Linked DNA regions of Homo sapiens: region 1 is linked to region 2. A link is a loop called in an ENCODE intact Hi-C map of the cell type or tissue named here. Cell type or tissue: IMR-90. All regions are shown on one strand. Each heading gives the region's core, and the rest is flanking DNA. Links, peaks and the distances in the headings are about the cores only.

Region 1 (16,476 bases), core at 8,426-16,425, 390 kb after region 2:
AACCACAGGTGCATGCCTTCATGCCCAACTAATTTTTATATTTTTTGTAGAGATAGGAGCTTACTACGTTGCCCAGGCTGGTCTCAAACTCCTGGCCTCAAGCAATCTGCCGTCCTTGGCCTCCCAAAGTGCTGGGATTACAGGTGTTATTACAGGTGGGATTACGTCCAGCCTACATTCTCATTTTTATGCCAACTTTTCCGTTGCCTGTTGGCTTCCTTGAGGTTAGGTAGCTGGACAGAGCTGGGAGCAAAGAAGCTGTGGTAACAGGATTAAGGAAGAGCGGGGATGGTAGACTTTATCCAAATTCTTCCAGCCCACACCAAGAAAAGCTTTTAGACAGGTGACGGTGTTGAGAAGCCAGGGCAGCAGGAGAGGCGATTTGGGAAACCTGAGGCTATCTGGTTTTGTGGCTCCCTCCGGAGCCCTGTTGTCCAGAGCTGGCCCTCACCCTTGGGAGGAGGAATAGTAGCACCTTAACCAGCTGCTCAGAAAGACTGCAGGTGGGGACAATAGTAGAGAAGGAGGCAGGCAGAGAATGGGCTCTGGACTGTGGATGGGAGGCTCAGAGCACTGTCTGAAATGAAGACCTGAGAACCAGGAAAGCTACCTGGGCCCCACCCAGGCCCCCCAAGTGGCAAACCTGCTGCCTGGGGCTCTGCCAGGTATAGGCTCTGCAGCCCTCTGACACTTCACCTCTCTCCCTCTTCCCACTCTCCTGAGAATGAGGACCCTCTGCTGCTAGCCTGGTCACTCTTCCAATTATATAACAATAATCATAAAAACAACCAACATGTAGTAAGTTCTTACTATGTGCCAGGCACTTTTCTCCTAGCAACCCTAAAAGGTAGGTACTATTAGGGTCTCCATTTCTTAGATAAGGAAACTAAGACAGTGATAAATGGACTGATTTGCCCAAGATCACACAGCCAAGGTTTGAACCAAGACTGTCTGTCTCTGGAGTCCATCCCTTTGACCACCATTCCACACTGCCTCAAAATAGGGCCCAGGGTTGGGGATCCATGTGCCTGCAGTATAGCACTGAGCTGGCACAGCCTGACCTCTCCCTCTGGGCCCTGGCACATTCACTAGGATGAGCTGGGGAGGTACAATGGGAGTTCAGCTGAGCTTTCAGCCCATGGGCTGTGGCTGTGTGGGGGTTGCAGGGAAGGACCTTTAAGTTCAGCCCATTAAACAGAAGCCCTCCCAAGACCAGATGAGAGACAGGGCTTAGCCCCTTGTTCACTGTGGGCACCAGTTAGGGTAACATCCTATGCCCATAATGGACTATAAATACACAGGCTGCTGCTGAGCAGGCGACCAAGAGGGAAAGAGGCCAAGACTCCCAGCAATTCCTGAACCAACTGTTTACAGGTGTTGCCTCCTTGACATTGCAAACACTGTAAATTCTGATATATTAATCATTACTAGATTTAAATCTAAAAGCCAAATTACATTTCCATATGGCAAAGAAGTAATGATGAAGAAATCTACCTCAGAAGACAGGAGAGTTTTGCTTATAACCATTTGGGAGCGGGGGCAAATGGTGGTGATGGTGTTTGATCCAGGCTCTGCATTAGCTAACGTGTCCTAGTTCCCCGGCTTACTCACCCTTCATGCCCACTCAGGCTCCAGGTAGCCAGGCTCTAGGAGTCACAGAGGCCACAGAGTGCTCCCTGCCTGTACTGCCCGCTCCCGATGACCTCCAGAAAGCAGGAGCAGGACACAGCATGGGAACCAGCATGAGGGTGTTGTGGGAAAGGAGCAGAATCCTGTCTACAATTATGACCTGTAAGTTCCTCATAGAAGCACGATACCATGAGGCTAAGAGGATGAGACTAAAGACAAACTCAGGATCCAAATCCTCACCCCCGGCCCCAACTGAGGCCATCCTGAGAAAGGATAGTGGAAGGGAGGTGTCAGATGATATTGGTGGATTGAGGTTGACTTCTGCTGTGGCCTGGCCCTCATTCCTAAACCCTCCCATTGAGAAACACTTCTTTCTTGCATGTAAATGTAATGTGCAAAGGGCATTACTTACCATGAAAATGATGACAAGCAGAAACAGTACAGAGAGGAGAGGCCTCAATACATTCAAGGAGCCAGCAGGTAATGGTTTAAAGATTTGAGGATGGTGTACATGCCTATCAATATACTGAGTCATTCTTAAGTCAAGGGAGCAACAACTCTAGGTTCTCACATTCCATCAATCTAGATGGCCCTAGACAAGTATTGTCATCTCTCCATGTCTTCATGCCCCTTGTGCATGGTAGCTATTGTAATAACTACCTCCCCTGGTCATCATGTACTTATGAGAACTGAGGAGGGATCAAAGTGTCTGAAAATTAAAGAGCTGGGAAACACAAGACCCTCCATGTGGTTCTACAGGTTATCTTGAGCCTGGAAATCCATTATCTCTGAAGGTTTATAAGGCTTTAAAGGGATAATTCTCTTTCTTCCTTTAATAAGATATTGTGGGTAAGAAAGAGGTGTTTCATCCTTCAGTAGCTAGTTGGTTGTAAACACCCAGGAGGTGAAAATTAAGTTGAAATGAATACATGCATTAGGGGTAGATGAATGGATGGATGGATGATGGATGGAATCATTTATTCTCAGGATATAAAGATGACAATGCTGATTCACTTCCATAGGGTAGGTGTTTTGCATTCTCTCTTTTTTTGAAACAGAGTCTTACTCTGTTACCCAGGCTGGAGTACAATGGTGCAAACTCAGCTCACTGCAGCCTCCACCTCCTGAGTTCAAGCAATTCTCCTGCCTCAGCCTCCTGAGTAACTGGGACTACAGGTGTGCACCACCATGCCTGGCTAATTTTTGTATTTTTTAGTAGAGTCAGGGTTTCACCGTGTTGGCCAGACTGGTCTCGAACTCCTGACCTCAAGTGATCCACCCACTTCAGCCTCTCAAAGTGTTGGGATTACAGGTGTGAGCCACTGTGCCCGGCCTGTTTTGCATTCTCTTCTGAGTGGTGGTTACTGGCTTGCCACTGATGAGAGGCATTTGTAGAACTCCTCAGAATCCACTTGGAGACCATTTACTGCCTACTTAGCCTGGCACACCATGGCCTTCTCAAATACCATCAGTAATCCTGAGTTCTCAACTCCTTTTTTCCAGCTGCCAGGTCATAGGACTGGTGAGACTCACATGCAGAACACCCTCATATAATGGAAGAAGCCAAGATAACGTATAGTTTTTGGACCTCTGACTAAACTCCCAGCCCCCCACACACATACACCCTGTCAAGACAGCATAAGCAAATGTAGAAATAAGAATGTTGTTATTACAGGATTAGTCTTGGTTCTAATTTATATTATTAAAAAGCAAATCACTTGCCAGGTTTAAAACTTAAACTAATTTCATAACAAATCCTGACATCAAGGTGAGGCTACCGCATGGTGTAGTCAACTGTACCTACAATTCTCATTTGTGGAGAAACCCCAAGGAACCTACAGGAATGGAGGCTAGGCATGCAGTACCACGTCCCACACCCTCACAGGCCTGGCTGACCCAGGCTGGTCTTACCAGAACAGACTTTTGGTTAGCCTGGAGCCTGGAGATGGCATTTTCATTCAACTTGAGTTTCCGCTCCAAGTCTAACTGGGTGCACTGGAGTTCAGCCTAAAAGTGGAAAGCAGAGAATTAAGGAGGAAGGAGCCCAATGCACACAGAAGGACACGGGCACTCTCCAGCCCTGACATCCCCGCCCTTCTTCCCTGGAAAGAAGTTTAACTTCTGTGGCTGATCTCAGAAACCAGCCGGGAGGCACGAAGGGTTGGCGGTGAGCCCGTGCCCTCCTGGGGCTGCAGTCAGCATGAGTCAGCGAAAATACAGTGAGCACGGATGCCGTGCTGCTCACCATTTCAAGCATTTTGTGGATTACCCCACACCATCCTTGCCATACCCATACTAGCTGTAAACCAGAAATAAAATCCTAAACCCCCAACAATCTGAATGGATCCCTCCTCTCAGCAAAGGGCATTCCAAAGTTAACCTGAAAAACCAGTTCAGGCCATGATGGGAAGGGAGGTCAGACATGGCTCATTATAACTTCCTCCCTTTTGGAATTACTGATACAGCAGACTCTTTCAGTCTGATTAGAAACATTTACAATCTGTTCTCTCCAAAACCTCCTCCCTGGAGGCTTTACCCACATGATAAAACCTTGGTTTCCACCACCTCTTATCTTAACCCAGACATTCCTAAGTCTTTAGACAATAACTTGACTCTTTCAACCAACTGCCAATCAGAAAATCTTTGAATCTACCTATGACCCGGAAGCCCTGGTTTCCAGTTGTCCCACCTTTCCAGACCAAACCAAATTACATCTTACATGTATTTGATTGATGTCTCATGTCTCCCTAAAATGTATACTAGGCTGTACCCCAACCACCTTGGGCACATGTTCTCAGGGTCTCCTGAGAGCTGTGTCACAGACCATTGGTCACTCATATTTGGCTCAGGATGAATATCTTCAAATATGTTACAGAGTTTGACTCCTTTTGTCAACATAGGTAAACATGATTATTATTTCAAAGGTACAGGTGATAAAATCATGTTTCCAAGTTCATCAATGGAGTTGAGCCTAGGCTGACCCCACAAGAGCCAAACAGGGAGTGTAGGGTTGGAGCCAGATGGCCAAGTGGGAAGTCTACATTTTTTTACTTAGCAGTTGAGACTTTGGCCAAATTTACTTATGAATAGGAAAAACAAACTTTCTTTGTCTTATAGTCACACAACACAGAACACTTTCATAACTAAAACGTGTGGGTTTTTTTCCACATGAAGCCATTCTCCAACAACAGCTGGGTGTCCTAAGATGTAACTCAATTCTGACACTCCCTACTTGGAGATGGAAGAGATGCACGGGGCAAGGGATGTGGGAGGGAAGTGACACCTCCGTGCCCTCTCCAGTGCAGGGTGCACACCCTCCATGGACTTCCACCCCTTCAGCAATCCAGAAGCTCCCGGAAGCCCAGCCCTTTGGGTTTGTGTCTTTGTTTATTTTGAGATGGAGTCTCGCTCTGTCTCCCAGGCTGGAGTGCAGTGGCGCGATCTCGACTCACTGCAACCTCTGTCTCCTGGGTTCAAGCAATTCTCCTGCTTCAGCCTCCCGAGGAGCTGGGACTACAGGTATGTGCCACCACACCTGGCTAATTTTTTTGTATTTTTAGTAGAGACAGGGTTTCACCATGTTGGTCAGGCTGGTCTTGAACTCCTGACCTCAAATGATCTGCCTCCACCTCGGCCTCCCAAAATGCTGGGATTATAGGTGTGAACCACCGCGCCTGATGCCTTTTGGGTTTATATGGAGGCTTCATGATGTAGGCATGATTGATTACATCACTGGCCATTGGTGATCCTCTCAACCTTCAGCCTCACTTCCCTCCCTGGAGGAGATCAGGGAGATGGGGCTGAAAGTCAAACCCTTTCATCATAGGGTTGGCTCCTTTGGCAACTAGCCCCCATCCTGAGGCTCTCGGGAGCCCCCTCAGCCACCCAGTCATCTCACTGGCATTCAGACACTTACCACTTCAGAGAGTCTGGGGGTTCTAAGAGCTGTCGGGTGCCAGGAAATGGGGGCAGAGACCAAACCTAAGTTTTTGTTGTTGTTGTTGTTGTTCTTTGTTTGTTTTTTGAGATGGAGTCTCACACTGTCGTCCAGGCTGGAGTGCAATGGTGCAATCTTGGCTCACTACAACCTCCACCTCCCGGGTTCATGCGATTCTCCTGCCTCAGCCTCCTGAGTAGCTGGGATTACAGATACACACCGCCACACCCGGTTAATTTTTGTATTTTTAGTAGAGACAGGGTTTCACTATGTTGGCCAGACTGGTCTGGAACTCCTGACCTTGTGATCCGCCTGCCTTGGCCTCCCAAACTGTTGGGATTACAGGCATGAGCCACCGTGCCTGGCCTGTTTCTTATTTCACAACTTAATATCTCTAAACTTCCATTTCTTCACCTGTGAGATGGGGCTCAGTAAAGTGTTTGCTTCATAGGATTAGGAAAGAATGGACTAACGAGATAACGTATGTCAATAAGAACTTTGTATAGTACCAGGGACATTATTAATGAGCTCCATAAATGTCAGTGGGTGCCAGCATCGTCATCATCATCATTATTACTCCTGCTACCATGGCTGCTTTCCATTCATGTTCTGTATTCGAAGGCAGAGCCAGCCCTCCCAGCCCAGGCAAGTGCCTGCCCAAAAACCTCAGGTTTGCCTGCTTTGGCCCCAGCTTCAATCTTGCCTCCTGGGATGCACTAAACACCTTCTGCCAAGAGGTGTGCCAAGGCGCACTTAAGCCTTTGCAAACCTCAAAGACCCTGTCACTTTCCTACTTCCACAAGGGCAATATACAAAAAGAAAAAGAAAAAAAAAAAAGAATCGCTTTCACTGCTTAATAGCTTCTGTCTGCATTTAAAGCTGCGAGTCATTATGCCCTAATAGAACTCAGAGAGCATAAACTGTCTCTCCATTCTCCACTGAAGACTGGGGGAATTCCAGGCCCCCTGGGGAGGGAAGCAGCTGCAGGCAGAGGACTCGCCTCTCCAGGACACTGCAGAAGGCAGGAAATGTTTGCTCAGGCTCCAGGTCACTGAGAGTGGAGCTGAGGGGGCCCCAGTGACCTCTCACCCTTGATACCTGAGACGTGATGCCTGGGAGTGGGGAGTGGGGGTGGATCTGGCCTATTTGGGGGCAATCCTGGAATCTTGAACTATGAAAAAGGCTTACACAGTGACCCATTCCAGGGGAGAGAAAAGGAACATGAGCTGCTTGTTTAAAGGTGGTGGAAGACACATCAGAACACACCCTAGCAACAGGCTCCTACAACACGGCATCTAAACAGCAGGGACAGAAGAATGTGTTGAAGCAGTCGGCAGCAGCGGGGCCATAGGGAGGTACCCAGGGAGCATCGAGAGTGAGGGGCTTCTCTCTGCTATTTGCAGACTACCATAAAAGGAGAGAAAAGGACTCCTTAAGTACATAATCGGGGACTTTCCTGACTGAGTCACCCCAAGAAAAGGCACTCCCAGTTACCTCAAAAGGTGGAACCACTTTGAAAGACTTGTTTCTCCAGTTATTCCTGTTCCTTGAAAATGATGGGGTGCCTCAGACACTGGCTTCAGGGTTTCCCAAGAGGTCAGCCACACACACATCTCAGGTCAGGGTGGGCCCTGCCCAGAAGCGGGACTGTGGTGCCCATGAGCACAGAAAGTTCTGGAAGGCAGGGCACACAGAGCTCTGCCTGCTTCAGCAAGACAATGACAGATGTGTCAAAGGCACACTATTTGGAGTCCGAAATATTTTGGGACCTGCCACTTGCTGGCCATATAGGCTTTGTCAAGTCATTCAAGCCATTTAGCTTCTCATCTGGTGCAAGACTACCTAAATATGCTAACAGAAGGGTTCCTTCTGCTACAGGGCAAAGGTGGCACACAAAGAGTGGCAGCCAGGTCATGTTAGAGATGAAAAATAGAAAGAACAGGGAGAGTGGGAAGAGAGAAGAAAATCCCAGACTGTGCCAGTTCCTTTGTATTCCAAGCACACAGGGTTAGCCTTTCTAGAGAAGGAAGAACTAGAGTCCACCTGGACGCTGACTGCATGCCTCGGTCAGCTGCTCAGAATTCACCATAGTACATATGGCCAGCTCAGTCACATAGGACACACACTGCCCCCTCTCAAAATACTTACAGCCTGGGAGAATAAGAAAAACAAGTTACGTAATACTGAGTCCTGGGCATTCCCCAAAATGGCTGAAATAAATTCTTTTTTTTTTTTTTTGAGATGGAGTCTTGCTCTGTCACCCAGGCTGGAGTGCAATGGCGCGATCTCGGTTCACTGCAACCTCCACCTCCCAGGTTCAAGCGATTCTCCTGCCTCAGCCTCCTGAGTAGTTGGGATTATAGGCGCCTGCTACTGTGCCAGGCTAATTTTTGTATTTTTTTTTTTTAGTAGAGACAAGGTTTCACCATGGGTCAGGCTGGTCTCAAACTCCTGACCTCAGGTGATCCACCCGCCTCGGCCTGCCAAAGTGCTGGGATTACAGGCGTGAGCCACCGCGCCCGGCCCAAGTAATTCCTTTCCCAAGTGGCCACATACACCTATCATCCACCTTTCGGCTGCCAGCAAACAGGCTGTGAGTGATGCCAGTTAACCGCTCCCCAGATGAGCGTGGATACTTTTGGCTCTAGATACTTGGCTCTTGCTCACCATGGAGACTGTGTCTGCAGCCAGCATCCAGTCCTGAACTTTCTGGGACTGATGCTGAGGTTCAGCATCGTGGCCTGGCATTAATGTTCTCCAAAGATCTAGGACAAGGCTCAGCTCAGGTCTTCCTGCCTTAGGAACCTGCACTGACCTCGCTCCCAGGGTTGGTTCCAAAGGTGCAGTAATTGCACCGTGCCAGCCTCTTGGCACTCTGTGGAGTTAGGGTATGTGCCTTGGCTTCCTGATTAGAGTCCAAGCTCCTGGAGGCTAGACAGTGCAGCCCAGCACTTAGCGATAGGAAGCACTCAGTAACATTTGATACGCTTGAGGAACATGAAAGAACCATACCTGCTTCATGGGTCAGAACAAACAGGAAAGGCAGTCATAGAAGGAGTCCAGATTTCATACACACACACACACACACACACACACACACACACAGTCTCATTTCTACATAGCAAGCCTGAGATTCAGAGAAGGTGAGAAGACTTGGCAGCCAGCAGGCAAGATCAGCTGCTCTTAAAACCAAAGGGGGCCGGGCGTGGTGGCTCACGCCTGTAATCCCAGCACTTTGGGAGGCCGAGGCAGGGGGATCACCAGGTCAGGAGATCGAGACCATCCTGGCTAACACGGTGAAACCCCATCTCTATTAAATATACAAAAAAATTAGCCGGGCGTGGTGGCGAGCACCTGTAGTCCCAGCTACTCGGGAGGCTGAGGCAGGAGAATGGCATGAACCCGGGAGGCAGAGCTTGCAGTGAGCCGAGATTGCACCGCTGCACTCCAGCCTGGGTGACAGAGCGAGACTCCGTCTCAAAAAAAAAAAAAAACAAAAAACAAACAAACAAACAAACAAAAAAACACAAAGGGGCCTGGAGATGCTGGTCTGGGGTAAAGGGAAGTGCTGAGGTCCCCATGAAAAATAGCTGGGCTCTGGAAGCTCAGCAGGAGAGAAAAGATAATCAAAGAACACCCACCTCTCAAAGCACACAGTGTCTGCCCACTGATATGGCTAGAAACCATAGGAGCTTCAAAAAGGGTTCACTTGGTTAACTGAGAAATTAGTCATTCTGTGGATCCTAAGCAGGATCTCAGCCACTTTGTGTCTTCATGGCTGACCCTGCTGTTTGCAGTTTCCTATACACAGCATGCCTGTCCGAGTAATTAGCCCTTCGCATGACCCAAAGTGACCTTCAGCGAGTAACTCTAGCAGGCCTGGGCTAGCTGAAGGGACTACTGGGCTTCCGGAGCCTTAGTTATGTCTGATGACTTTCAAAATCATCCTGGTGGAGGCTTTAGCCTCGTCAAGGTACTGTGTCTTCTAGGCTGGTCTCCTGGGCTCCCTGCAAGAAACCTTTTGGCTTCTAAGATTTGGACAAGCCACCTAGAGTGTGGCTACACTTACAGAGTAAACTTGCTCTCCGAGCTGAAAACAAGGACACAGGACAAGGACACAGAAAGGACAAGAGCTCTTTTAAGCAGACCAGAAAGCAGAGGGGTCTGGGGAATGGGGTTTTAGCACTGTACCTAAAGCCATGTTGCTTTTCAGCCCCAAACTGCCCTCAAGCCCATTCCTCAGTTGTCCTCATTTTACCTTATACACTTCTCTCCTAGGATGTCTGAATTCAGAGTTCTGCGCGTGCTCTACACAACTCCTCCTGCTTGGAATTGCAATTACCCCACATCTCTCTAATACATTAGGTGCCCTGTTTTTAAAATTTATATTGTATCTCTGTTGGTACAGGCATAGAACATTTCTGCAAGGAAATAAGAAAGTGTAGACAGTATTAGCCTTCGAGGAGAAAACGGAGGTTTGGTGATCTGGGATGGACTGGAGACCCTCCTTTCCTAGTAAAATTGATTGCACTGTTTGATGGAGATTATTATTATTATTTGAGATGGAGTCTCGCTCTGTCACCAGGCTGGAGTGAAGTGGCACGATCTCGGCTCACTGCAACCTCCGCCTCCCAGGTTCAAGTGATTCTCCTACTGCAGCCTCCCTAGCAGCTGGGACTACAGTCGCCCGCCACCACACCCAGCTAATTTTTTGTATTTTTAGTAGAGACAGAGTTTCACCGTGTTAGCCAGGATGGTCTCGATCTCCTGCCCTCATGATCTGCCTGCCTCGGCCTCCCAAAGTGCTGGGATTACAGGTGTCAGTCACCGTGCCCGGCTGGTGGAGATTATTTTTTAACATCTTCATGCATCACTTTTCCAGTTAAAAATAATAAAATTCTTGTATATGTGTGGCAGGTTTTGGTGCAAAAAAAGAGGATAATATTGTGATTTTTGTGTCCTTTCTTCATGTCCCTCCAGTAGGATGGCTTTCCAGAGGCTTCCATTCCTCACTCCGTGACTTAATCGACTATGAGCTTGGACAAGTGTGGTGGAGATAATGAGGATATGAGATAACTTCATAGTTATTTGAAGATTGGGTGAGAAAATCCACAAAAAGCATTCAGCACATGGCAATACTCAGTGAAGGCTATTTTCCTCAACTACAGGAGCTTTTTCCTTTGATCTATTTCTTGATCTACCTGTCCTCCTGATGGGACACTCCCTACCCTGGGAACACTGGAAACAGTTTGGCAAGTGGCTTCCCGGGCCGGAAACAGTGACTCATTGGCATCTGGAATACAGAGGTTTCCAGAACAATCCCACTAGCACCAGCTAAAATCTATGTCTAGGGATTGGCAGAGAGGAGGGGCCCTGGCAAGTAGACCCCCTTTCCTAGAAACCTCTTTCCTTTGATGCCAGGGAACATTTGCCAAGAAATGGCCATAGGTCTGCCACCTGCACTCAGTGTCAACAGGGAACTTCCTTGATGATTAATGTAGGAAATGTGGGGCAAACGTCAACTACACTTCCCGACTGAAAACTAAAAGTGTTCGCTGAAAGTCAAAGTAGAAGGAAAAAAGCATATGAGGTGCCAAACCAATTTCCAGGAACTTCTCCAGGATCTAGCTTTAGGCAAAGAAAAACGACTTGTTCTAGAAACAGTTTCCTTATCCGATGGAAATAAAATGACAGGCTATGAGCATGATGTTTCTTAGTCTCTCCTGATACCTCCATCTGGTGAGGAACTTTTATTATCCCTAAGCCACCTGTGACATTATACCTGGACCTAAGTTTCAAATTCTCTGCTATCTTAGCACTTTTCAAGCTCTTAGATTTCCTGTTATCTCCAGAGGGGCCCATTCTACTGGTCTCTTGTTTGAGAAAAAGAGAAACTGGGAGAAAGAGTTGTTCTTTTCTCTTGAATTTCTGCCAAGGTTTTATTTCATTAATTGACAATGGATGTGCCATGCAGATCCAGCCACAGGGACATATCACCGCCCTAAGCCCCCACAACTTCTGCACCCTCCACCCAAACACACATCACCAAAAGCTGTATAAGGCACAGCAGGAAACTAGCAAGAAGGAGGAGAGACAGACACAGACAGAGATCGCACAGAGACAGTGGGACAGAGATGGGGACGGAGCAACCTACTCCACACAGTTTCCAAAACCAAGTGCAATGTATATTTACACTGACCCAGCAGGCAGACGCTGAAGCTAGTCTTTTTCAGGTATGCTCAGAGCATAGTAGTGGCGTCAGTGGACCTAGCAGCTGCAGCCAGCTGGGCACACCATCCCCCACCGCCCTCTCCCAAATGGATGAATGGTCCCCAAGCACTCACCTCCTTGTCCCTGCGGGCTGCATCCAGGGAGACTATGGTGTGGCCACTGTGCTCCTGGCAACAGTCCTGGCAGATGCACTGCTGATCAGGGCAGCAGAAGGCAGACAGTGGGCTGTGGTGGGCAGGGCAGTATCGCCAGTTGTGGTCCTTCACTGGCTCGGTCAGCAGGTGGCTTTGCAGTTTGATGTTCACCTGATGCGGCTGCAAGTGCTCTTCACAGTAATTCACCATGCAGGTTAGACAGGACTTCACTGCCTTCACTCTTCTGGTGTCATCAAGGCAGAAGTCACACAGGACCTCTTTCCCCTCACCAGCAGGATCCCCCTGCTCTGCAGAGTCGCTGTCCTGTTCCTCCGTCTCCCTGCCAAGCTTCTCCGAGGAGCCCACGTCCTCTTCTTCCACTGGGCTGGCTGACCCAGAATCTGGGCTGGGTGACCCAGAGTCTGGGCTGAGAGGGGCTGGGGGCTGAGCAGTGGCCCTGGGCAGTGGCCCTGGAGCCATTAGATCCAACTCAGCCATCTGGGAGGCTCTGCTCCTAGGCTGTCTTTCTTCTGTCCCTTGGCCCAGGATCTGTGCAGCCCAAGTCAGACAAGAGAACCACGCCTAGATGATTGCAGCTGCTGCAAGATTTTAACTGTTTCCTCCCTCCCAGAGGAAGCTCGGCCACTCATTACTGTGTGCTGGCGCTGGATGGCAGCCAGATGCGATGACGACAAGGCAGCTAGAGTACTCAGGCTCAGGACAGCCGGCTCAGGCTCAGGCTGCCTCCCCAGGTCCAGCCCTGAAACTTCTATTCTTATGTGAATCATCTGAACCCCATAGGCTCTGCTGAAGACCACGTGTCTCTGTGCCTGCTCTGGAAAGGACAGAAGATTCCTGAGCTCTGTTATAAGCCTGTGTGGCTTTGTGTGGTCTGACAAGCGACATTTTTTTTTGTTTTCATTTTTAAAGAGAAGTAAAATGTAAGGACTTCAACACCAGGACAGCCATTCATCTACTCCCATCTCATAGAACTGGACATGAGGCAGCTAGGAATAGGATGCATGTTTCTTTTCTTTTCTTTTTTTTTTTTTTTGAGACAGAGTCTCACTCTGTCACCCAGGCTGGAGTGCAGTGGTGTGATCTCGGCTCACTGCAACCTCCGCCCTCCGAGTTCAAGTGATTCTCCTGCCTCAGCCTCCCGAGTAGCTGGGATTACAGGCACCTGCCACCGTGCCCGGCTAATTTCTTTTTTTTTTTTTTGTATTTTTAGTAGAGACGGGGTTTCACCATCTTGGCCAGGCTGGTCTTGAACCCCTGATCTCGTGATCCACCCGCCTCGGCCTCCCAAAGTGCTAGGATTACAGGTGAGCCACGGTGCCCACCTTTTTTTTTTTTTTTTTTTTTTTTTTGAGACACAGTCTCACTCTGTCGCCCAGGCTGGAGTGCAGTGTGGGATCTTGGCTCACTGCAACCTCCGCCTCCTGGGTTTGTGATTCTTCTGCCTCAGCCTCCTGAGTAGCTGGGATTACAGGCACCCACCACCACGCCTGGCTCATTTTTGTATTATTAGTAGAGACAGTGTTTCACCATGTTGGCCAGGCTGGTCTCGAACCCTTGACCTCAGGTGATCTGCCTGCCTGGGCTTCCCAATGTGCTGGGATTACAGGCATGAGCCACTGTGCCCAGCCAGGATGCATACTTCTGATGCTGACTTTTCCATATCATCTTCCTGAACATTCCAGTAATGTCCGTCACACTCGTGGAGATGAACATCACGTGGGTACTCAGTGGAGATCAGGAGGGTCAGGGAAGACTTGTCTCCTTCCACAGAATGCTCCCTTCAGGTTAACAGCCCTTTTGCCCACTTAACGAAACATTCCTAGACATGGTGTTATAGTTGAGACACTTGTTCCCACAAACCTCATGCTGAGATTTGATCCCCAATACTGGAGGTGGGGCCTGGTGGGAGGTGTTTGGGTCATAGGGGTGGATCCCTCATGAACGGCTCGGTGCCATCCCCACAGTGATGAGTGAGTTCTCGTTCTATCAATATTAGCTGCCACAAGATCTGATTGTTAAAAAAGAGCCTGGCACCACCCCCTCTCTTAATTCCTCTCTCTCCATGTGACCTGCCCACTCCAGCTCCCCTACCCCTTCCACTGTGGATGGAAGCGGCCTGAGGCCCTCACCAGAAGCAGATGCCAGCACCATGCTTCTTGTACAGCCTGCAAAACCGTGAGCCAAAAGATCTGTTTTCTTTATACGTTACCCCCACCCCCTCAGGTATTCCTTTACAGCAACACAAACACAGTAAGACGCATGGTGTGTGAGCTTGCCAGGGCTGCCATAGCAAAGAACCATACACTGGTTGGCTTCAACAACAGAAACTCATTTCCTCACAGTTCTAGAAGCTGGATCAAGTCACTGGCAGGGATGCTTTCTTCTGAGGCCTCTCTCCTTGGCTTGCAGATGGCTTCTCCTATGTCTTCACATGGTCTTCCCTTTGTACGTATCTGTGTCCTAATCTCCTCTTCTTATAAGAACACCAGTAAGACTAGATTAGGGCCCACCCTCAATTACCTGTTTAAAGACTTTCTCCCCAAATACAGTCACATCTGAGGTATTAAGGGCAAAGATTTCAACATACACATTTGTAGGGGAAGGAGACACAATTCAGCCCGTAACACACGGTCAGGGCATGAGCTTGGAAGCCTCTAGCTCCTTAGAAGAAAGAGGCTGCGAGGCATGACCCCTGGACGGGGGTACACAGTGTACCCAGCGTTTGCAGATGGATACAAAGGAATCCAGGATTATTCCAGGGTACCTGAACCCCAAATTCTAGAGCTTTCTACAGTTTTCCCTGGGATTATTTAATCAGATACATTTGAACTCAAATGAATTTGGAAGGCGAATGGAAGAGAGAGAGATTGGGTGGAGGGGGAGGGGTCAGATCCACCTAGCCCCAGGGATCAGGCATTAGGATGGTTCCAAGATATTACACTCCCTATGGCTCTGCATCCCTGCGGTGAGTTCTATAGGATTTGGATTAAACTAAATAAACACAGGGATGTTTCTTGTCACTGACTAGTACTTTTCAGAAATCCGAGAGACCTAGTGACTACTCAGAGTTAGAAGGCACCGAAGACTTTACAAATTCATTCCAGACACAGTGCTGTTTATTTTCAACCACGCATAGAATACGCATAAGTAGCCCTTTTTAGCGATGTAACGTTTCCTCACTGTCCCTGTCCTGACTGCCCTCTTCCACTGCTGAAGACCCTCAGGAGAGGTTTCCTTCTTTCTGATCCTGGCCAGGGTCAGAAACATGCATCCTATTCCTAGCTGCCTCAGGTCCAGTTCTACTGGAAAAGGAATTAAAAGAAATTAAAGAACGTGTAAGCAAAAATTCATTGTATGTAAGAAAACCCAATTCCCCCTGAGGAAGAGAAAGAGCTGAAGTCCTTTAAAAATTAACTGCTTGTTTTTCTGTGGCCAGTGAGCCTTTTCTCTCCCTTTCCCAGGCATTGTGAAGACGCTGTTTCTCTAGCTCTGCAGCTGCAAGGTCACTAGGCAGATAAACTCAAGTTGTAAAACATGTTTTTTCCTTGAAAAGTAAGAAATGATGTAATGCATGTCTTAATTGAATAACTGTCTTTGTTTCTCGCTTCTGTAATATGCTTCCCCCTGCACAGATCTCCCCCTGCCCCATAAAATGCTTAAAAGGTAACCAGACTATTTGTTCGGGCTCAGTCTTTTTGGATGTTAATCTGACTGGGCCAGTGCACCTAAATAATAAATAATAAGTATCCTCCTCAATCCCTTGGTCTCTTTGATTCCTTAATTATCCCACAGCACTATGAGATGGGGAAAGATGAATAGCTGTCCCGTCATTGAAGTCCTTATATTTTGAGTCCTTTTTAAAAATTGAAAAAAAAAAATGTAGCTTGTCAGAGACCACACAAAGCCATACAGGCTTCTGTCAGAGCTCTGGAATTTAATTTCATGGTTTTCATGTCTCCAGCCAGGAGGACTGGCTTCTCCCAGTCCAGACCATTGTCAGTGTTTTCTCCAGTATTAATGGACAGGTGGCTTTCCTTTTAATCCCTTTTTCAGAGTGACCTGGTACTGGAGGCTGAACTGGTCCACCCGCATACCATAGGGCCTCTGATCTCTCTGAGAATGGGGAAGAAAAGGTAGTTGCCCTGCCTGGCCCTTTCTACAGCTTCAGTAGAAATCAGAAGGCATACATCCTGCTTGGGTTTCCACGTGGCTCACTTCTTCCTCATTCCTTCCCTCCCTATCTCATTCCCACCCTTTCTTCTCTCATGAATTGTTTCATACCTGCTTCTCTATGGCTAACCCTTTTAGAGCAGTTCATGGGAGTGCTCAGCCCTTCATCAATGCCCCACTGAAGTCCTGAGCTAGCAGACATTCCACAGTGGTGTGGAAAACAGGAAATGGGAATGTGGGCCCTAGCCTGGCCTGTGCCAATCATTTGATCTCTCTCTTTTTTTTTTTTTGAGACGGAGTATCGCTCTGTCGCCCAGGCTGGAGTTCAGTGGCATGATCTCGGCTCACTGCAAG
Region 2 (12,261 bases), core at 4,211-12,210:
GACACAGGTTCAAACAAACATTTCATACTAATTCCTGGGTATTGGCATCAGAGAAACCCTAAGGGTTGAAATCCTGGCATGTTGACAACACATTCCGTCCTCTGTACCTCCCTTGTACCACCAGGGTCTCAGCATCTCATAAGAGCCTGTAAAATCCAGAGCCATTCCTTGGGTAGAGATTATGGGTTGGCTGAGGGAGCCACGAAGATTTTAAAATGTAAAACATGAACCCATAAATGCAGAAGGTCTCCCGTGTTTTCTAAAATCTGGCCAAAAGCTGAGCCACAGACAAGGAAATTGTCTGGTGTCCTTGCCAAAATGACAGTGTCACCAAATTGATAAACAAGTCTGGGATCGTTTTGAAGACAGCGATGATAGGAGACCACCAAGGGCTCAGGTTGGGGGCTGCTGAGACTGGCAAGATTTAGTTTCTCTAATTTTCAACCCAAAGCATTGATCTAATTCCTCACACAACCTATTGATAGTCATGAGTTTGCTGTTGCTGCTGCTGCTGCTGCTGCTGCTGCTGCTGCTGCTGTTTAAATGGAAAAGAAGAGTAGTAAGTGGTCATCTTCTCAGCGTCTGGTGCTGGTCCCGCCCACACACTGTGGCAGAGCAGACCCACCTGTTGTCACTGGGAAATGAGGGGCTGCAGGTACTGCCCTTAGACAATGGAGGTGGCCAAGGACGTTTGGGGACAGATTACAGGAAAGCTCAACAATTCCCTTCATGCTTTGGTGTTGAGCACTGGCCTCCTTTTTAAAAACAAAAGTGATTCAAAAAGGGGCACATTTTTTGTGCCTAACACCTCAGCATGAAAAAGTTTATCAACTACCTTTTCTTCTGAGACAAGAGAGGACTTTGTGAGCAGGGACAGGCCCTGAGAGACAGATTTTACTGAAGACAAACTGCCTGGGTCCTGCCTCATCACTGAAGCTGATGAAGACCAGCCAGGGGCCAGGGCAAGCCAGGACTGTGCCCTTCTAGCTCTTGGGCTCCCAAGCCGCCTGTGGCTTAATTCCAGTATTCTGACCCATTCTGCTACACGTCAGGTCCACACAAATTAAACAAAAAGCAGGGGAATGCTTGTGAGAACTTGGACTTGATATTTGGATCTTGGAGACTTCAAAACAAAAAGCACTGGTTCATTCAATAGCAGGGCAAATGTTTTGCCTGAATCCTTTGGGTCAGTAGATTTTAAACTCACCCATAGGGTCTTGGGGAGGAGGCTTGGCACACCCCTCCCCCTCACCAGAGCCTTCCAGATTGTATGAGTTTGCAAACTAAAGCTCCAGGAACTGGCCTCATTCAAAGCGACGCCATGGACCCTGCGTGCCATGCCCCAGGGCTCCACTCTCTTAATCAAGGCAGAGGGAACCTACTTACTACTCAAAACCAATTTTCTAACATAAAATGTTCACAGTTATTTTCTGATTGTGAAAATAAAAGATCTCAATGAGGAAAACAGGTAAGGCAGCAAAAGAAAGAAAACAGCCAAAGTGATAAGAATCCCGTCACCCAAAATAATCACTGAAAATATACCGATGCATTTCTACCTTGTACAATTTCTGATATATTCTGCCTTATAGAGGCTTCTGGACTGTCACTCCAACTTGGAATCAAATGGACCACTGAGAAACCCGTGGAAGACAGCAGGTCTAAGGAAATCACAAAGATTAGAAATGCATCCATGTGCACCCAACTCCTTCCTAGTGGGGGTGGGGGGTACCTTTGAGATGGTCTGTGATTCTACTTACCCCTCACTCTCTGTTCCCACTAGTCTGCCCTGCCCTCTGTCCCTCAACTACGCCAAGCTCCTTCCCTCCCCAGCGATCTTGCACTTGACGGTCCTTCTGTATGGAACCTCCCCGAGATGTTCATATGGCTGGCTCCTGGCCACTCCTCAAGGAGACCTTCCTTCACCACTGCAATCCCTCTTTATCCCATTACCCTGTCTTATATAGTTCTTACCATTGCCCCCAAATTCTCCATGTTTACTGACTGGTTTGTCCAGTAAAACATAAGCTCTTGTTCACTCTTGTAACCTTAGCACCTGCAATAGTCTCTGGTACACGAGAGTTGTTCAAGAAATAGTCCTGCATGAAAGATCAGAAGAGAAATGGAGAGACTCCCGAAGTGGGAAGTTCACATTTCAGGACGTGAGAAAACGCTGAAATTCCAAGATGAGGGGAAGAGAGATGGGAGGTGAGACTTAACAGAAGCAGGAGTGGATCATTCAGGTAGATTCCGATGGGCCTTGTTAAAGATTTTCATCTGAAGATTAAGACCAATGAACGGCCTCTGAAAGGTTTCAAAATGAGGAGTGATATAATTAGGTTTGTGCTTTTTTAAATATCAGCCTGGATTCCATATGAAAAATGAGTCACAGAGGAGCAAGAAAGGGTTCAGGCAAACTAGTTAGGAGGCTGCCCTGGCGCCTCTGACAAACGAGGAAGCAGCGTGACCACAGGTGGGCAACAGGCATTGGAACAATGGGGTGGCCTGAGGGACCCGTGACAATGCTGAGAAGAGAAAGAAGGAAACGCGTCAAGTCAAGGCAGACTCTAGATGTTTGGCTTGCTGGCTGGTGAAGCAGCATTCACTAAAATACTAGAAAGTGACAGAGGGGTTGAATTGGCAGAGGAAGATAAGGACTGTCTCTGGCCTAGTGACTTGGGGGCCTCTCTTAGATATCCCAAGGGAAGTGGCCAGGAGACAGCTGGATAAACAGGTCTGGGATTCAGAAGAGAGGTCTGGACTCATTAAATAATAATAAGATGGCCAGGCATGGTGGCTCACGCTTGTAATCTCAGCACTTTGGGAGGCTGAGGCAGGTGGATCACCTGAGGTCGGGAGTTCGAGACCAGCCTGACCAACATGGAGAAAGCCCGTCTCTACTAAAAATACAAAAAATTAGCCAAGCGTGGTGGCGCATGCCTGTAATCCCAGCTACCCGGGAGGCTGAGGCAGGAGAATTGCTTGAACCCGGGAAGCGGAGGTTGCAGTGAGCCAAGATGGCGCCACTGAACTCCAGCCTGGGCAACAAGAGTGAAACTCTGTCTCAATAATAATAATAAGACTTACTTATACCTGGAGAGGTGGTAGAAATAGAGAGAGAGAAGCCTCAACAGGTCCTAAAGTTTCTGAGAAGAGCCCATGTGAGAATGGTGGGGTGGCTGACAGAGCCCAGGATGCAGCAGAGATGGACTCTTTGAAGAATGCTGAAATAACTGGGACTTATGGAACTGCATAGGGCCCAACTGAGCTATTGCAAAAGAGTATGATTGGGTATGGGAGGGGATGGTCAAACCCTCAAGGAAAGTATTCCACACCAGGCTTACAGAGAGGTATTTGCTGCCAGGTTTCTATGATTTGAAAAGCCATGCTTCCCCCAAGGCCGAATGACTATATTTCTCAGCCTCTCTTGTAAATAGGTGTAGGTGTGACCATGTCACATTTCATTAAAAGAAAAGGAGATTCATTCTTCCCCACCTCCTTTCTCCACCCTACTGCTTGAATCATGGATGAGATGGCTGGAGCTCTAGCAGCCTTTTGTTTCCTGAAGATGACAGCCAAACCCAAGAGATGGCAAAGAAATGAGCTAGAAAGTGTCTGCATCTCTGACAATTTCATGGAACCTCCATACCTCTCTCAGGCTACCTACTTCCAGACTTCTTTGAAAAGAGAGAAAAATAAATGATCTTACTTAAGCCCCTATCATTTGAAGATGTTCTCTTATACACAATCAATCCTAATCCTAACCAGAACACTAGCCAACCAGTCTACCCCATCCCCTGCCTTGTTCTACCCTTACCTTAGGTCACAGGGAATATTCTCCTCCCCGTTGCCTGTATTGACTTAAATCCTGCCCATCCTTTGGAGGATGGATCAGATTCTACCTCCCACCAGAGATTTCCCATCCGCTTCCTCCCTGAACTCAGACGCTGTCTGCCTGCCTCCCTTTGGGCACCTGGCCTGCTCTGCCTTCCAAGGGAGTGATTCACCCTTCCATATCTATCTCCTGACTCTTCGACCAGGCTCGGGACCATCAAGGCAAGGCCCATGCATTCCAGATCCTTGTATTCCCTGGGCCGGAGAGGCACTGGATACAATATCATAACGAATATCCCCACACTAAGCCTCTCTTACCTCTGCCCACACGAGGCAGATAAGGAGGGGGTGCCAGAAAGTATACAAACACATTTAGAAAAACGAGAAGGCAGGCGGAGTCAAAGTCAGTTAGTTAAAAATCTAAAACTATTTCTAATATTAAGATGTAGCCTGGGGGCAAGATCTGGTGTGTCTCTTTCAAACTACACAACCTAGATGTTAGACTGCCTCATGGCACGATGCCAGGAGGCCCCATTCATGTAGAAAACAACATGAGTGGCAACCCCCAGAGAGAGGTGAAGTGTCATGGTCATGCACCAGAAAAATGAGTCCTTTCAGAAAAAAATACCAAGTCACATGGCGCAGTGGCTCACACCTCTAATCCCAGCACTTTGGGAGGTGAGGTGGGTGGATCTCCTGAGGTCAGGAGTTCGAGACCAGCCTGCCCAACATGATGAAACCCCTCTCTACTAAAAATACAAAAATTAGCCAGGCGTGGTGTTGGGCGCCTATAATCCCAGCTACTCGGGAGGCTGAGGCAGGAAAATCGCTTGAACCCAGGAGGTGGAGGTTGTAGTCAGCCGAGATTGCACCACTATTTATTTTTTCACACTTGCAACATATTCTTCACAAATCGATGTCAATAACAAATTACTTTTGATTACTTAACAAGTATTTTTTTTCAAATATACTTTCTAAGAGCAAATACAGACAAGTTAAATGGTTCGCAATGAGCATAGTTCATTTGTAAAGACAGTATAATGTTTTAAAAAGTACACATTTTTTTCAGCTTATTGTCTGCAGCCACAATTGTTAAACTCAATCAAAGAGGCCCTGGAGGATTCGCCACTTAAGGCTGAAGTCGTAGCAAGTGCTGCCACGTTGGGGAAGATAGCGGCAGAGATAACCACTACTGGGGAAGTGTAAATGGAAATTTCAAATTTAGATTAAGCCTGAGTGGCGTGAAAACAAACCCAGCATGTTCAGGTGCAGTGTCCAGATGTTTTCAAAATGCCCTGATTGTGAGAGCTGAGAAGGGAGATGTGGAAAACAGACACTCTGGGGTCCTCACGGAAAGCAACGAGGCAGATTTGAAACCCACACTAAGGAGGCATTGTAAATGAACTCAAGAACATGAGCTTGGCACAGAAGGAACAAGTTGAGAGATAAGAAGTTTCCTGATTAAAATAACCCTAGTGCCTCTTTGAGATCTGCTTCTAGCACCAACTGACAGCTATTTCCAACGGCAGAAGACACCAAATGTCAATCTGTAACATGCTACAGGTCAATATTGCTTTCTTTCCTGCAGATGGTTTAAGCACAACTTAGCAACTCCTCTGCCGCCTCGTTTCTGCTGAAACTTCGCCGGGTTTTAACACGCCTGCCAAAACTGCCCCCTTCCGGGCCCAAGAGTCCAGGATTCTGTGCCAAGCCGCGTGGCCAGATGCCACTTGGGGATGGCGCCTGTGAGCACCAAAGCCTGCCCTTTTCGGGCTGAGTCACTACTTGTAACCACCAGGTGTCAGTAGCGAGTACGGAGACTCCCATCCGGAGTGCTCCGGGAACTTCAGCCAGACCCTAAAGGGGGAGAAACCGGATGCTGTGGCTTTGGGGACAAGCAGTGCTACGGTCACATTCTCAGGCACTCATGAGTATTTCATTTACTCAGTTGCCAACTCACCATGCAAACCCACCACGTAATTTCTGGGATGGCTTTAATTCAATGCCTTTCACACACTCAGAGACAAGATTAAGCACTGTTCTCACTCCAATAGGACTGGGACCTTTTCTCTGCTCCCTCCCCAACCCAGAAGGTAAAAACATAAAGCAGGGTTTTCTACTCCTTGCGTATCTTCTCCATGTAAATTACCAAATTATTATTTTAGCAGTTTCTATTTGTACTGTGGTTCAAGGAATTTGGTTTATAATGCTTCAGCTGGGGACATGCTTGGGTATTACTGGGTACTGAGCTGTAAGAGGGAAAGTCCAGCAAAGCAACTGGATTATGCAAAGCCAGGACCAAAGGCCACTTCACTGCCTGTTTTACTGAACTGGATCTAAACTGGTTTCTCTCGTCTGGTGTAGCATCTTGAACATATATACTGGATCTATGAGTAGCTCCAGCAACATTTAAAGCTGTATTTCCGTGGCCTTTTAAACCCAGGATGTTAGGAAAGCTCTGCTGTATCTCTAGGTCCTTCCAGCCTGAGGACACATCTTCTGGAACAAAAGATCATGTGGATCCAGGTCCACGGGCTCTTAACATCAATCGCTATGGCCTACCCAGCCACCAAAACAGCTCATCCTGTTTACCTCCACCTGTCTGCATCCAAACACACAGGGCTCCTGGCTGGGTGTTCCTTTCCCTCTGGGTGCCTTGGGTACCTAGTTGGTGCTTCTGCTGCCAATTATCCCTTAATTTGACCCTCATGAAGCCTGGCTTCCATATCTCACAAGCAAAGATGCTGAGGACAGAGGAGAAATACGATCTTCTGGATTAAGGACCCCAAGGCTTAGCTTAGGGTTTTGCAAATAGCTTCAAGTCCCCATCTTGCAACAAGGAAACATTCAAAGGTTTTGATGCTAGGTGGCATCACTGAGGCCCAAGACCTGGAAAGGCAGCCAGTCTTGTGTCCATGTAACTGACGGTGCAGTGAGCTAGCCCCACTGTCACTGCAGCAGAAAGGGGCAGGACATTTCTGAATAGAGACAGCCACCAAACCAAAGATACACGTTTGATCCAATGTCCCAAGGGGGTCTGCCAAAGGCTTAGCTATCATACCACCTTCACAGCTCCCAGGTCGATATTTTTTTCAATCACAAAAAGCATTATCCTAAGTGATCAGGAGGGCACTAAGGGCATGTCTCTAGGTAGAGTGAATCACAATGATGCCCAGGATCTCAGCTTCCCCAGCGAGATCACCACCCCTCCCATTTTCCCTGGACTCATGGCTCCCTGTCACATCCCACCCCACCCCAGCAACGACATTCTGGCTTGTGTCTTCCAATAAGCGTTTCCAGCTCTGGGCTGAGAAACGTGTTACAGGCGTCTGAGGACAAGCTCATGGAGCACAAAACCAGCCTCACCGTTTGGTGATGATGAGAAACAGTGGTGGACATTTCCTGAGGAAGAGGTGCTACAGTTCTGCCAGAGATCAGTTGCGTGTCCATTGCCCACGATCCATTGCTAGAGAGAATCAGATAGATATCCTGAGTCAGGGAGGGAGGGAGGAGTGAAGGAAAAGGGGAAGGAGAAAGGCCCAGGGATGGCGAAAAGCACCCGCATCCACCTAGCCACACCGCCCACCCCTGCATGGTAAGAGCCAACGTTTTATGACTTAAAAGCACCTTGTAAATGGAGAAGTTCCACATGCACACAGAAACGATTATGTGCAGAGATGTTTACTATAGTAGAAGGAGCCATGAACTCAACCTTAGACACCTGCATTCAAGCCTTCTCTCCTCCCAGCATCTCGGGATCATTCCCCAAGCCCGCCTCTCTCAGTCTATTTCCTTGTTTATAGCTCCTATCAGTCTGATATCATCATCACCAGGCACAATGGAGATACTGTGAAGATGCTTGTAAATGTTAAACTAAGTCACAAATCCCCAACATAATTATTTCTCACAGAGACTAGAAAATCATGCTTACAGGCCGGGCACGGTGGCTCACACCTGTAATCCCAGCACTTTGGGAGGCAGAGGTGGGCGGATCATGAGGTCAGGAGTTTGAGACAAGCCTGGCCAACATAGTGAAACCCCGTCTCTACTAAAAATACAAAAAAAAAAAAAATTAGCCAGGCGTGGTGGCGGGCACCTGTAATCCCAGGCTGAGGCAGGAGAATGGCTTGAACCCGGAAGGCAGAGGTTGCAGTAAGCCAAGATCATGGCACTGCACTCCAGCCCGGGTGACAGGCTGGAGACTCCATCTCAAAAAAAAAAAAAAAAAGAAAAGAAAAGAAAAGAAAACGAAAAAGAAAATCATGCTTACAATGTGCCTTAAATTAAGAAGTGAAAGCCACCACTGGAAAACTGCCTGAATGTCTGCTCATCTTCATCGCCAAGAAAATAACTTTAAGATCTAATGGGCTGGACAGTTTTGTAACAGAAGTTACTCTGATGGCCTGTTCCTACCAGTGGAAGCTTTACTAACAATGTGTTGTGTTCATGCCATAAAGCCGACATGGGACCTGTGAACTCTTTTCCAGAAAAGCCCATTTTAACTTTCCAATTTCAAGTCCTAAAAGGGTGTTTTATAAATTAATTCACCCATCTGACTATGGTTTGGAGAAAAAAAAATCATAAATACTCCTCTTCTTCAACGAGGCTGCATCAAGAAAAAAAAAAGTTAAACAATCTTGTCAAATGAAGGTCGGGGACCCTAGATCGGCTCTGAAGTTACTTGGCTTAAATAGAGACCTGCGCAGCTAACCCAGCCCAGCGCTCGCTTGGTTCCTATCACTGAATCTGCTCTCGTTTTCTCAAAGCAACTGGAAGGGGGCAGATTGCCAGAAACTTCCCTGGGACGTCTGAGACTTCCAACTGTCTGCAAATAACACAGTCCTGAACCAGCAGGAGCACGGGCTGGGAACCCAGATGGGGAAGGGCGGGCCGCGCAGGGAGCCTCCCCGCCAGGCACTCACGCTGACGATCGTGGAGACGAACAGCAGCACCAGCACCGCGACGTGGAGGACGATGATACTCAGCAACAGGAGGAGCATTCTGGCGGCAAGTTCTGCTCAGCGGAGTTTCTGCCTGCGAGGAGAGCGCTGGGCGTGAGGCCGAACGCACTGGGCCGAGCGACGGAGGCGCGCGCAGAGGGAGGGTCCCGCGCACTAGCGGAAGGCCCGGCCTGGCCCAGCGCCCGCAGCCCGACCGCCCGCGCGGGTCAGGAGCCTTCGCGCCGCCTGCCGCCGAGAGGGGGCAGCAGCCGCCTGCAGGACCAGCGCCCAGTGCCCAGCGCCCAGCCGGGCCCGCCTGCAACGGAACATCTTTTGCTTTTGGAAACAAAACAAGCGGTTCGCACGTCTAAAACCACCCAGGGAACGGAGGGGTTTCCAGAAAATATGAGCAGAGGCCACTGCACGCTTCCACCCACCCCAAGCACCTCCCGGCGACCTCCCTGGAAGGTGAGAGGTCACGTTCTCCGAGACCCCGGTTCAGATGGTGAATTCCCCTATGGGGTGGAGGTAGGGGTGAGGGGAGTAGGTGCCCAGATTTCCGTCTGAGACCTGGAGACAGCCGTGGCATGCGGTGGGGGAGACAGCGGCGAGGAGGCTGGTTTCCCAGACCCCAGTGCTCTCCGCATTCCGTTTGTCTCCAAGTTTCCACCCAACTCTGCCAGCGTAGAGGAACGGTCCTGGCCCCAGCTCAGCCTCGCGCAGACTCTGGCGGCTCCGGAGAGGTGGTGCAGAGCCAGAGTAGTGTGGAAAGAAAAGAATGGCTCGAGAGGGTTGCCCGGACCCTGCGCTTCCCGTCCACCGCGCGCTTCCCCAGGCAGCCCCTGGGGTCAGGGGGCATTCTGCTCTTGCGCTAGACCCACGTGCTCGCCTAGGGGTCCAGTCTGCACCCCAGGCACTCAAAGCCAGGACACGAACCCCAACAAGCCTGAGCTCCGGTCTGGGTGCGGTGGGACAGGAGCCCAGGAGCCTGGACCGAAGGGAGTAGATGTCCAGCGGACGGGAGAGAGAGACAGAGGGTAAAAGGCTGAGTCCGAGAATTTCAGCCGGTCAGAGCCGGCAGGACATTTATCCCAAGTAATGCGGTCCTCGCCCCTCATTTTAAACTTTGGGGGAACTGAAGGCTGGGATGACCTGTTAGAGGACATGCATGGCTGTGAAAGATCTGGCTGAGACTCTGGGGACCATTTTAGGCAGAGTCTTGGGCCAGGGAGACAACGTTTCAATAACCCAGTTTGGAAAGTACCCAATCCCAGGCCCCTCTGTTCCTCTCCACAAGCATCACATTCAAAGAAACTCTGGAATGCACTGGAAGAAATAAACAAGGATTTCTGATGACTCCCAGAGGGTTTGAATTAAGCCGATGGCAGGAGGCTGGGAACTGGGGAACCACAGGAGTCCAACACTCTCGGGATGTCCGCCACAGGGACTGTTTTGCCAGTGTGTCCCAGAGTCAACGCCTCTTCAGCAAGGCGAGAACTGGGCCGCCCTTATCCGCTATCCAGACACCAGCACCATCACCCTTGCCCTGTAAGGTCTTATAGACCATAAAGGCTCTCCTCGTTGTATTACTCCAAGACCCATTGGAGGGAAACAGGACACACAGGGGACCCTGTGCCCCTAAACAGAAGCCCCAGGGAGCTGGCCAAAGCCCCGCGCCTGCGCTGCGCTTTCTGGCACCCTCACTGGAAGATGCCCACATTTCTCCTCCATCTCCTTCACTCTCCCCACCAAATCACTTACAGCCCAAAGGAACAGCTGTCCCGATCCTCAGGGTGGCCTCAAACACAAACTCGGGTGCGTTGGCTCCGCTGCTGGCGCCGCCAAAGCTGCGCTGCGGGGCTGCGCGCGCGCGAAGCAAGGGGGCAGTGGGAGGCTCCTGGCGTTCCCCTTTAACGGGAACAACGCCCTGTTTGCGTCGCTGCAGTAGGGTGTGTCCCTGGGTCAGCGTGTGCGGGAGGGCGGGACTCAGGGAGGAGAGGGGGCAGGAGAGAGGGAGGGCAGGAGACAGTCACTTGGCCTTAAATGCGCCTCAAGAAAAAGTCGGTCCCTGCAAAACCGCGGCGACTTTTACTCGAAACCAGAGGCGGCTGAGCTTTCTCACCTCCCACCTCCCTTCTCCCCTGGCCCCGTGGAGACCTAGTGTTGACCGAGAAACTGGCTCCTCAGCCCACTCTGGGAAGACCCAGCCAAATGTAGCTCAGCGGATGCCCAGGGCTGGGCTTCTGGGCCCGCCGACGCCGACCGCGCCCGCGCGGGGCTGAGGCTGGATTCCTTTCCCACTAATAGAGGGCAGCGGGCGCTTGAGCGCTGGAAGAAGTCCCTCTCCTCTCGGGTCCTGGAGCCCCTGCCCTGTCCTGGCGTCTTAGCCGGACACACCTGCCCCGCGCCGGTCCCCGCTATTACTGTCTGCACCTACGAAGCATGCCAGCTTCCTAGGATTGGCGGGGATTGATCTAGCGGGCTCCTCTTGGGTGCGAATTAGGGGAAGAAAAGTCCGGCCGACTACTGGATAGCATGGTCTGGGATTGGGCTCCTCCTAGCCTAGGCAAAACCAGACTACCACCGAATAAGCTCTAGGCAAAGTGTTCCTGCAGCAGTCGGGCTTGGCTGTCAGCCTTGGCTGGAGTCCTGGCCATGGGGTTTGGCGGGCGGGTGCGAGGTGGCCATTTGAGGTGGGGTTGGAGCAGCCAAGGAAATCAGCTGATTCATAGCCTCCTAACGTGGCCCGCCCAGCGTTACAGGGAGAGAGGCTAGCCCCCTTCAGTCTCGGCTTGGCAGAGGCGCGCCCAACTGAGACTCCCGTGCGCAGGCCAGCCTTGAGGCACGGGACAGGGAGCAGGAATGTGGATGTTAAAGGTTTCTGCCTGAAAATGCAGCAGTTCACGCACGCGCGCGCACACACACACACACACACACTTCCCTACCTCTAGTGTACTGTGTCATAGAAGCTCATCACTCTCAATGATTCAAATAATTCTATATTATTTTACGATTTGAAAGGAGCTGCTATTTTAGCTAATTGTATATTCTTACGGTAAGTAAAAATAAATTTGAAAAAGATCTTCAAACAATGATCTTTTTAAAACTATCGTGTTATCAGATTAAAATGAAGTGTACTTGTAAACACTGCATTTACAGTGCCCGTTATATGCCAAGCACTTTGCCTGGACTTTATATGCATGGTCTGTGAGAGGCAGTATGGTGCAGTGGTTAGGCACTCTGGCTCTGGGCTCCAACAAACCTAATCACCCTGCTTACTTTTGTTGTGAATTTGGGCAATTTCTCAAGTTCACTGAGCTTCAGTTTTCTCAGGTGCAAAAGGAAATAGTAATGCCTGCTTTAAAGGTTTATGGTGGTGATTGAAGGAGACAATATGTACAAAGCAGTTAACATCGTGTCTGCAACATAATAAGGGCCCAGTGCCCAAATTGCCACCACTATTATTATATCACATTTAACTCTCACATCA

Evidence for each region. A loop is a pair of places that touch in the nucleus more often than their neighbours do. Peaks named below come from ENCODE experiments on the same cell type or tissue, not always from the same donor. Only the 100,000 strongest peaks of a DNase experiment are listed, where the experiment ranks them.
Region 1: a loop joins it to region 2, with 4 times the contacts of the local background. A loop is called at or near these places in 3 of 110 quality-filtered maps.

What each region holds. Positions count from the first base shown.
Region 1 is chr17:15,639,181-15,655,656 of GRCh38, forward strand. TRIM16 (tripartite motif containing 16) reads right to left here. Exons shown (of 12, transcript NM_001348119.1): 7 at 11,911-12,766; 8 at 3,541-3,636. The coding sequence starts at 12,429. Among named protein-coding and RNA genes, the nearest start is that of FBXW10B, 28 kb to the left of the region's middle. RefSeq lists enhancers at 3,150-3,736, 3,737-4,323, 5,168-5,983, 6,798-6,887, 11,729-12,678. In IMR-90, for the core only: no CTCF peak of the experiment used is centred there; a DNase peak (open chromatin) is centred at 12,641; H3K4me3 peaks cover 2,418 bases; H3K27ac peaks cover 1,074 bases.
Region 2 is chr17:15,251,897-15,264,157 of GRCh38, forward strand. PMP22 (peripheral myelin protein 22) reads right to left here. Exons shown (of 5, transcript NM_000304.4): 2 at 8,754-8,865; 3 at 7,198-7,297. The coding sequence starts at 8,831. It overlaps LOC124903931 (a long non-coding RNA gene), which reads left to right and starts at 9,063. Exons shown (of 2, transcript XR_007065632.1): 1 at 9,063-9,239. RefSeq lists a silencer at 8,996-9,115. In IMR-90, for the core only: CTCF peaks have their summits at 5,626 (motif pointing right), 9,041 (motif pointing right), 9,493 and 10,639; DNase peaks (open chromatin) are centred at 8,635, 8,995, 10,735, 11,435 and 2 weaker places; H3K4me3 peaks cover 3,511 bases; H3K27ac peaks cover 3,439 bases.